2 separate regions of the Homo sapiens genome follow, and region 2 is linked to region 1. A link is a loop called in an ENCODE intact Hi-C map of the cell type or tissue named here. Cell type or tissue: GM12878. All regions are shown on one strand. Links, peaks and the distances in the headings refer to the core of each region. The heading gives the core; the rest is flanking DNA.

What was found. Hi-C counts contacts between places; a loop is a spot of excess contacts. Peaks named below come from ENCODE experiments on the same cell type or tissue, not always from the same donor. Only the 100,000 strongest peaks of a DNase experiment are listed, where the experiment ranks them.
Region 2: a loop joins it to region 1, with 4 times the contacts of the local background. A loop is called at or near these places in 7 of 110 quality-filtered maps.

What each region holds. Positions count from the first base shown.
Region 1 is chr4:22,705,373-22,710,763 of GRCh38, forward strand. It overlaps the pseudogene GBA3. Among named protein-coding and RNA genes, the nearest start is that of ADGRA3, 190 kb to the left of the region's middle. In GM12878, for the core only: no CTCF peak of the experiment used is centred there; a DNase peak (open chromatin) is centred at 2,324; H3K27me3 peaks cover 120 bases.
Region 2 is chr4:22,127,060-22,132,450 of GRCh38, forward strand. No RefSeq gene overlaps it. Among named protein-coding and RNA genes, the nearest start is that of KCNIP4, 180 kb to the left of the region's middle. In GM12878, for the core only: a CTCF peak has its summit at 2,595 (motif pointing right); a DNase peak (open chromatin) is centred at 2,582.

The sequences.
Region 1 (5,391 bases), core at 77-5,076:
ATCTTTTAAGTTATTATCCAGGACTAGATTGCAGACACAGGTTAGGGCTGCACATCAGCCACTCTGTAACAGTGTGGGAGACTAAGGTTCTTTCACAGGGAGAAATATGACAAAGCGGCTTTGCTCGTTCCCTATTGCGTTTGTGTGAAGAGCAGGATACAGTAATGGAGGTAATGGGGACTCTAGTGCATCTTTTGGTTCCTTATAGTGCTGAGAACTTGGCAAATGTAGGCACACATAAATTCTTGTTCCCGAGTGGTTTGATGAAGGGAGAACTGAGAGGTTCTCAGCACAGATATTATACAGCTGAGACCAAATATCCCCCTAGGGTCATCCTACTACTCTTTCCATGGCTGAAATAAAGACCAGATACCACCATACTAAAGCTGTGATGTGGTTGGCTTGTTGCTGGATGACTTTTCTCATGCTTGGAGAAAATTACGTAAGAAGATTGAGAAAAGTTCTATCCCAAAGATCCGCATCTGCAAAGACGAGCAAGATTGCAATGTCTGGATTAAGTTCTCTAGAATTTAAAGTTCTGTCTCATGTTGTATTTGGAGACCTGGCTTCCCTAGCATGAAGTGAATAATTAAATTACATTTTATTTTTTATGTAGCTAGTAGTTAATCCCAATTAGAAATTTATCTACTGTGGTTACTAGAGCCTGGGAGTATAAAGGTGAACAAAATGATCACTTGAATCTGACATTCTGGATGGGGAGAGAGGCAGGTACATGACTACAGTAGGATGTGACAGCCCCAACAATAGAACAGACAAAAGGGTATTTTGCGGCAGAGGTGGGCAGGATGGGGAAATAAGAATAAAGTGTGTGAGGCCGGATGTGGTGGCTCATGCCTATAATCCCAGCACTTTGGGAGGCTGAGGCAGGCAGATCACGAGGTCAGGAGTTCAAGACCAGTCTGTCTAACATAGTGAAACCCCAGAAAAAAATTAGCCAGATATGGTGGTGTGCTCCTGTAATCCCAGCTACTTGGGAGGCTGAGACAGGAGAATCTAGTAAACCCGAAGGGCAGAGGTTGCAGCAAACCAAGATCATGCCATTGCACTCTAGCTTCCAGCCTGGTCAACAGAGAGAGACTCTATCTCAAAATAATAATAATAATAATAATAATAATAATAATAATAAAGTGTGTGAGATTACTTGTGGTATCTAAATTGGGTTTTATGAAGACATGTTTTCTGTTTTGTTTTGTTTCCAGGAAAAGACACAAGAAAGGGCATATTAGCAGAAAAAATATTTTGACATGAGACATAAAAGTATAAATACTTCTGTTGTATTTTTGGAATGGTGTAGTCATGTACAGTTAAGTAGGCACATGAGTTAGAATTCTAATACTTTAGGATGTATTCGAATCACTTGGAGTTCTAATTAAAATGTAGATTGGGGGCCTCATATGAAACTATAATAACAGTATTCACAGATGAGGGCCAGGAATTTATATTTTTTGTAAGTGCCTATATGATTGTTTTGTAGATTGCTCATGCTTTGATAAAGCCTGCCATAGGCTGTGTTTTCTGATGACGGGGTTAATGGCAGAACCTGAAGCCTTATGTCGTGATGCACGTAAACTGCTAGGCTAAGGAATTAGTATTAGCATCATGTGCATTAGCTATTTGACAGCCATAAAATATACTTAGTCAAAGGGTGTAATACAGTCAGGTCTGTATATTTGAAAGAGTTTTGATGGCAGTGTGGAGAATAAACCGAAAGAAGGAGATACGGAGCTGGGGAAAAGTTGTCGGGTTATTGCCATAGATGAGGCAGATGATGATGAAGACCTGAATTTGGGTGTCAGGAACAGAATGGAGAAAAAAAGAGTAAAAAAACATTGAGGGAAAACCAAAAGGATATGTTCATAAATGCAATTTAGGGCATAAAGGAAATAGGAGGAAGACTAAGGTGACTTTTGTGATTATGGTTTAGGTAACTGGCTGGCTGAGGATGCCATGAAGAGAAGTAAAACACTAGAGAAGGAGCAGACTTGGAGGTTGTGTGGTAGAAATTTAACAGCTTCAATTTCATTTGAGATTCCTTAGGGTATTTATAGAAAATTGTCTGGGAGGCAACTGAAAATTTCTGTCTCCATTTCAGGTTGGATTTTCTGTTAGAAAACCACAGCTGATGGTGAAAGTCATAATGAAAGAGAATGCTTGAAAGAGGGTGATAGAGGGAAACAAGAAGAGAAGCAAAGATGAGCAAGGTTGCAATGTTTGGATTAAGTTCTGTAGAAGAATTGAAAAGTCTCAGGGGAAACCCACACAGAACTGACATTCTTACAGAACCTTAGAATGACTGAGAAATAACTTTAGAACATTTCTAGTCTGGTGGTTTTTAAATGTGTTTTGACGTGGCAAAGCCAGGTTTTCAAGCAAATCTAACAAGGTCTTTTTGATCATTGCCGATGGAACCCTTCTTTATGCTGACAATCTATTGTCAGATATGCAGGATTAACCATATGTAGCTACTTTTATCAGTGTTTAGCATGAAAATTTCAGAAAACTGCATTCAGGGAGCCATGTTGATACACCAGAAGAAATCTGCCAGGACTAAAGACCGACCCAATAATTCCCGAGGTACCTTCAGGAAAGTCAATTTATTTTTGAGTCAAAGGAATCTCAAATTATCCTAAATGGCATTGCTTCCACCAGAGTTCTGTTCTTAATTTAATAAGCTGCTACAAGTTCCAAGCCAATGTTCCTTCTTAGAAATATGCTATGCTATGGGATGTAAATCTTTTTAAGTGCATTTCATTGTACCAATTTTTTCATTTTGAAAAAGCCCATTGGTTTATTATTAAGTGGTCTATTTAATAGTGCCAATAAATTCTAAAACTGGAGACTAGGCATTGTTATTTTAGATGCTTTAATGATATCAATTGTCTAAGTTGCTTGGTCTTGGCTTATTTGCTTGACCTTTGTCTGTTTTAATGATCTGGAAAAATTCCTCCAAACTATACAGAGTTGATATAGTGGCTCTTGATATATGATACAAATCTGAAAATACTTTATTAGAATAAGTTTACTAATAGTATTCGAATGATTGTATTAGGTCTATACAATCAAAGTGAAGTTGATAACTGCAAATTTTAGAAGAACCAAAAGCTTCAAGTAAAAATTCAATTTCTGGGAGGTGGGGTGGGATAAGGGTTAAAAAATTACCTATTGGGTGCAATCTTCAATATTTGGTTGATGGGTACACTAGAAGCTCAACTCCCACCATTATGTATGCAATACCCATGTAACAAAGAAGCAAATATTTTCCCCAAGTCTAAGGAAAAAAATCGACAAAACCCAAAATAAGATCACAGTTCAATTTCTTGTAAAATAGGTTTTACTTATTACTTCTGTGTTTTGAGTTAACTGTAATTATAGAATAACTATCCAGAAAAACAACTGGACGATTATACTGCAAAATACTAATACAGAGAGGTAATATAAACTGGTGGTTTTTAGTACCAGTGATTCTACACTCTATTGAAGACCAAAATTTCAAATAAGAAAACCAAAATTCCAAATTTGACTTCTTATATTCAAAAGTAATGTGGTCTTGTTCTTGTTTAGTATCTTTAAGGCTTACTTTTCTCAGGTTAGTAACACCTATTGGCAGTTTATTGGAGTTTATTGGCAGCATAAAATAATTTAGGCAGTCTCTTAACACAGGGCTTGGCTTTTAAAACAGGACTTCAATAAATGCTAACCTTTACCATCATAATTTTTATCACCACTATTACCACCACCGTTATCATCATCATCATCATCATCATCATCATCCTTCTCATCGTCTTCATCATTGTTGCCATCAGGTGGCATGTTAGTTTGGATCCTCTGAGAAACAGATACCAAGATGATATTGAACGTGCAAGAAATTTATTCAGGGAAATGAACATCAGGGAAAATGGGGAGGGAGCCAGGAAAGGCTATCATGCATGTCTGACAAGCAAAGGAGAGAGTAAAGGAAGAAAGGGAGTTGGGGTGAACCATTTAGACTACAGTGCAATTCAAAGGGAAGTTCATCAGGATCTTTGGAGAGTCCTTGATCCAAAGTCACCTGTCAGAAGAGTCGCACATCCTCCACGAACAGGCCTACTTTCTTAGCTTTGCCACACTCAGCATTGACTGAGATCAGCCTGGGGAACTGTGGTGTCAGTAGAAATGCTGTGACATGTTTCAGTGCTCAGTGGCTGAAGGCTCAGTCAGTTATGCTCCCTGAGCTTGGAGGTAGGTTTTGTAGTGTGTTTCTATAGGTGTCACAGACAAAATTGTGGGTGATTAAAAAATATCCCATTTTTTGGTATTTTATTAATTATCTATATGTAACCTGCATTTAATATTTGAGGGAAGAAGTAAAATAAATAATTAAAAATATTTCCTTTTGCTTGGGTAGCATTAACTCTTTGAAACTTGCCCAAATCTCACAGTAACTGTTTAGCTTTTTAATTTGCATGAATATTCTGGTACAGCTCTGCTATTACGTCAACAGCACCTTGCCACGACAAGTTTTATTTTCTTGTTCCAACTTTTTCTATTTAGAAACCTGATTTGATTAGAGTGTGAAAGTTTAAGTGTTTGAAACAGGATTCAATTAAACTAGGTCATTCTTGGGGCTCTGAAAATGGTAACTGGCCTTAGGCAAATGAGAACAAAAGTTATAAAACTCAGTTGGATGCATCACAACATTTAGCATCTTTAAGGAAGACGTCTTGCCTAATAGATTCAATTTAGAAATATTTAGTGTAGGTCATCAGCTTAAGCACCTAAAAAATGTGTTTGTTTGTTTGTTTCTCCCTTTAGTTATAACTAGAATCGGAACACCTGGACTCTAATCTACAAAATAAACAATTTGTGCTGGGACCTTGAAGAAAGTCAATTAGTTTCCGTGACTTTACCAGTAGGTTAAAAAGGAGATTGTAATATTAGTGAATAATGTGCTTAGAGATGTTTGCATAAAAGATGCTTTGTCATTGTAAAGTATTATTGAATATTTATGGTCTACCAGACTGAGCCAAATGGCCCAGAGGAAAAAACAGTTAGATTTATGTAAACCTTGTTCAGTGTCCCAGATACTTCAGGATGGGTGCTCTATATGTGAATAAATAAATAAATGGTATAAATATTATTTTAAAATTTGAAGGTACATCAATATTATCTGGGGTGTTAGCCAATGTGCCTGACCTATGACATTGAAATGAAATGTCTGCCTCCAGGTAACTATTTCAACCTCATAAATATTTTTAAAGCCAGAGGCTTTGATGGCAAGTAATGTTTTCTTAGAGTTTTGTGTCTGCAAATAAAGGTAAATTATATCTTTACCTAAAATCTACAAGAAATGATTGTCTCTCATCCAAAAGGTTGCTCAGAGAGTTCCCAGAT
Region 2 (5,391 bases), core at 149-5,148, 580 kb before region 1:
CATGATTATCTCTATAGATGCAGAAAAGGCCTTTGACAAAATTCAACAGCCCTTCATGCTAAAAACTCTTAATAAACTAGGTATTGATGGGACATATCTCAAAATAATAAGACCTGTTTATGACAAACCCACAGCCAATTTCATACTGAATGGGCAAAAACTGGAAGCATTCCCTTTGAAAACTGGCACAAGACAGGGATGCCCTCTCTCACCACTCCTATTCAACATAGTGTTGGAAGTTCTGGCCAGGGCAATCAGGCAAGAGAAAGAAATAAAGGGTATTCAATTAGGAAAAGAGGAAGTCAAATTGTCCCTGTTTGCAGATGACATGATTGTATATTAAGAAAACCCCATCATCTCAGCCCAAAATCTCCTTAAGCAACTTCAGCAAAGTCTCAGGGTGCAAAATCAATGTGCAAAAATCACAAGCATTCCTATACACCAGTAACACACAAACAGAGAGCCAAATCATTATTGAACTCCCATTCACAATTGCTTCAAAGAAAATAAAATACCTACTTACAAGGGATGTGAAGGACCTCTTCAAGGAGGACTACAAACCACTGCTCAACAAAATGAAAGAGAACACAAACAAATGGAAGAATATTCCATGCTCATGGATAGGAAGAAACAATATCGTGAAAATGGCCATACTGCCCAAGGTAATTTATAGATTCAATGCCATCCCCATCAACCTACAAATGACTTTCTTCACAGAATTGGAAAAACCTACTTTAAAGTTCATATGGAACCAAAAAAGAGCCTGCATTGCCAAGACAATCCTATCCCAAAAGAACAAAGTTGGAGGAAACATGCTACCTGACTTCAAACTATACAAGTCTACAGTAACCAAAACAGCATGGTACTGGTACCAAAACAGAGATATAGACCAATGGAACAGAACAGAGCCCTCAGAAATAATACCAAACATCTACAACCATCTGATCTTTGACAAACCTGACAAAAACAAGAAATGGGGAAAGGATTCCCCATTTAATAAATGGTGCTGGGAAAACTGGTTAGCCATATGTAGAAAGTTGAAACTGGATCCCTTCCTTACACCTTATACAAAAATTAATTCAAGATGGATTAAAGACTTAAATGTTAGACCTAAAACCATAAAAACCCTAGAAGAAAACTTAGGCAATACCATTTAGGACATAGGCATGGGCAAGGACTTCATGACTAAAATACCAAAAGCAATGGCCACAAAAGCCACAATAGACAAATGGGATCTAATTAAACTAAAGAGCTTCTGCACAGCAAAAGAAACTGCCATCAGAGTGAACAGGCAACCTACAGAATGGGAGAAAATTTTTGCAATCTACTCATCTGACAAAGGGCTAATATCCAGAATCTACAATGAACTCAAACAAATTTACAAGAAAAAATCAAACAACCCCATCAAAAAGTCGGCAAAGGATATGAACAGACACTTCTCAAAAGAAGACATTTATTTATGCAGCCAACAGACACATGAAAAAATGCTCATCATCACTGGCCATCAGAGAAATGCAAATCCAAACCACAATGAGATATCATCTCACACCAGTTAGAATGGCGATCATTAAAAAGTCAGGAAACAACAGATGCTGGAGAGGATGTGGAGAAATAGGAACACTTTTACACTGTTGGTGGGACTGTAAACTAGTTCAACCATTGTGGAAGACAGTGTGGTGATTCCTCAAGGATCTAGAACCAGAAATACCATTTGACCCAGCCATCCCATTACTGGGTATATACCCAAAGGATTATAAATCATGCTGCTATAAAGACACATGCACACGTATGTTTATTGTGGCACTATTCACAACAGCAAAGACTTGGAGCCAACCCAAATGTCCAACAATGATAGACTGGATTAAGAAAATGTGGCACATATACACCATGGAATACTATGCAGCCACAAAAAAGGATAAGTTAATGTCCTTTGTAGGGACATGGATGAAGCTGGAAACCATCATTCTGAGCAAACTATTGCAAGGACAGATAACCAAACACCACGTGTTCTCACTCATAGGTGGGAATTGAACAATGAGAACACTTGGACACAGGGTGGGGAACATCACACACTGGGGCCTGTCGTAGGGTGGGGAGAGGGGGGAGGGACAGCATTAGGAGATATAACTAATGTAAATGATGAGTTAACGGGTGCAGCACACCAACATGGCACATGTATACATATGTAACAAACCTGTTCATTGTGCACATGTACCCTAGAACTTAAAGTATAATAAAAAATACATTAATTAATTAAAATAAAAGAAAAGAAAAAGAAAAACTACTCATACTTCAGCGATGGAACTGGAGACCCAACCTGCTCACAGGGGAAAGGCTTTTAAGCCTAAAATTAGAGTGAATGAGAAAGGGTATAGTTTCTCTGCCAGCAGAGAGTCCTCAAAGCAGAATTCTGAAAGAGGGCTACACTGTGTTCAATACTTTGTTTCCTAACTTACCAATTATTGGGGCCCGTCTCCTGCCCTGGGGGAATGACCAGGAAGGATGACACAGGAGGCCAATTGTGTTACTCTAACAGAGGTCGCTGCAAATACAAACAGAAAACAAGGGGTACGTTCTACCCTCCTCCAACAGAGGGCAGCATTCACGGCGTAGACCTTATTCTATCTCCAGTCTCAGCATCATGCTCAAAACGTATTTGTTAATCAAGTTGTTAACTGTCGGGTTGATGACCTCCAAAGAGATACCAGCTTTTAGAGTCAGGCCTGATGTTCCTCTCTAACTTCACGCCCCGAGGCAAGTAATCGAGCCTCTTTGATTTCATCAACTGAAATCCAGATGGTAAATACCTAGCTCACAGGAGCCTGGTGAAGGTTAATGTCTGTCAAGAGCTTATCCCAATGCTGGTGGGAGGGAGAGAGGCGTTCAAAGAGGCGAGCTCCCCTCTTCTTTTTTCTAATAAAACCTGCTCTCAGAAAAAAAAAAACATCTAGTATACATCATTGTCATTTATGCTTCCTCCAATGAATTTTCCTCTCAGGGCTTTTTTTTTCTTCCTGTTTCAGCCCCTTCCCTCAGTGTTATGAAAGGCTAATTCAGTCACTTGTAGTTAGCAGCCAAAGAAAAAGAATTCAGGAGGAGGGTGTCTTTCTGGAAATCAGGTGGAAATCAGGATCTCTCTGGAGTATGCTGTTGTCATTATTTTCAATTCCACCCCCTTCCCACACTCCACGTCTGTTTCATGCTAAATTCTTTTTCTCTGAAGGATTGTCAAGGGGACATATGTCCCTTAGATGGCAAGAGGGATATGAAGGATAATGGGAAATGGGGAAAGAAATAAGAAAGATTCGTGTCCTGATTGCATTGCCTCTAAAAACAAATGAAATGGGAGTCAGGATCTGTGACTTTGCATTGCGAGGTTTAGAGAATTGAAACCTAACATGCTTGCTTTTAATTGCTCCTTAATGGTGTACAGAATTACAAGACATTAAATTACTATAGAGGAGTGCAGACAGAATTACTTTATCTGAGTAAAGTCACCTTTAGCTTTTTAAGTTAGCCATTAGGCAGCCTAAATGCTAGAAGACGCCACAATTACTAGTTTTGTTGAAAGCACAGTGGAATATATTCCTGAAGAGTTAGACCCCACCCTCAGCTAGATATCATGAGAAAAGCAAATGCCAAATACCTGTGCCACTTTGCCTGAGGTGCCTAGTATATATCAACTCTATTGCAAGGAAATCGGTGTAAGAGAAATTAAAGCTGCAAAGGGAACTTGAGAGCCACATAGAAGCTGCTTTGTATAGTGGAAATGACACAGCCTTTGGGAACAGGCAGGACTAAAATTGAATCCCAATTCTATTTCCTTGTTGAGAGACCTTGGGCAAATATTTTTCCCATTAAGTAGAACGAATACTGACATGGTTCATGGCTTTTGTAGTGACTGAATGAGCTGCTTCATGGTGGGTGGTACTGCAGACTAGTAAAGTGAGTAGGCTTCCAACCTAGAATGCCTGGTTTTGAATTTTGCTTTGCTGTATGACTAGCAGTGTGACCTCACTTAGTGTGTCTCTTATTTCCTCATTCATAAATAAGACTATTAACGTTACCTATTCTATACAGTTGTGAGAATTAAATGAGCTAACGTATATACAGTAGTGTGGAACTTAAAAAGGACTTAAGAGGCTGGGCACCATGGCTCAGGACTGTAATTTCAGCACTTTGGGAGGCCGAAGAGGGTGGATGGCATGAGGTTAGGGGTTCGAGACCAGCCTGGCCAACATGATGAAACCCTGTCTCTACTAAAAATACAATAATTAGTTGGGCGTGGTGGCACGTGCCTGTAATCACAGCTACTCGAGAGGCTGAGATACGAGAATCACTTGAACCCTGGAGGCGGAGGTTGCAGTGAGCCGAAATCGCGCCATTGCACTCCAGCCTGGGCGACAAGAGCGAAACTCAGTCTCAAAAGAAAAAAAAAGGACTTAAGAGTCATTAACTGTTATGTAAAATACCTACTACTAGAGGGCTGGATTCTTTCTCCTTTTCTTCCTCGTAATTTTATCCATCAGAACAAAGGTTTCACAGCAGTTTAAATGATTTGAGGAGGTCTAAATAAATATTTCTTCCAAAATCATTTCCCCAACAGTCTAAAACAACCATTATGAGTTACTTTGGTTACAGGCACTGTATCCCCCATTATAATAGAAAACACCTAATCTAGAGAGATACATTATTGCACTATTCTTACATCGACATTATCAACTTCTGCAGATTAATTTCATCAATAGAGTTCCAACTGTTCAAAAAGTCCAAGAATGGAGATAAAACCTTGAACAGGTAAGTTTTGAGGAGATCATAGGAAAGGACAGAGAAATGAATGAGCTGGGAGAAATCTGGCTTGGATTTTACAAGGCAGTGGAGGAACCCCTGCATCATCATGGGGAATTGGGGTGATGTCAAATATATGTGGGATTTAACTTTGTATTCTTAAAACAATATATGCCCATTTTCCCCACCCCCCATGTAGGTGGATTGTTTATCTTGGCTATTCTGAATAATGCTGCAGTGAACATGAGGGTGCAGATATCTCTTCAAGATGCTTATTTCATTTCCTTTGGATATATACCCAGAAATGGGATTGCTGGAACATAAGTTGATTCTATTTTTAGTTTTTGAGAAATCTTTATACTGTTTTCCACATTTATTCCCATATTCTCATTTACATTACCACCAACAATATACAAGGATTCTCTTTTCTCCATATCCTTGTCAAAATTCGCTATCTTTTGTCTCTTAAAAAAAATACGCATTCTAACAGGTGTCAGGTAATATTACATTGTGGTCCTGATTTGCATTTCCCTGATGATTAGTGATCTTAAGCATAAAAATAATTAATGTTTCTTGAAAGCCACTTTGTATAAGCCAGACACT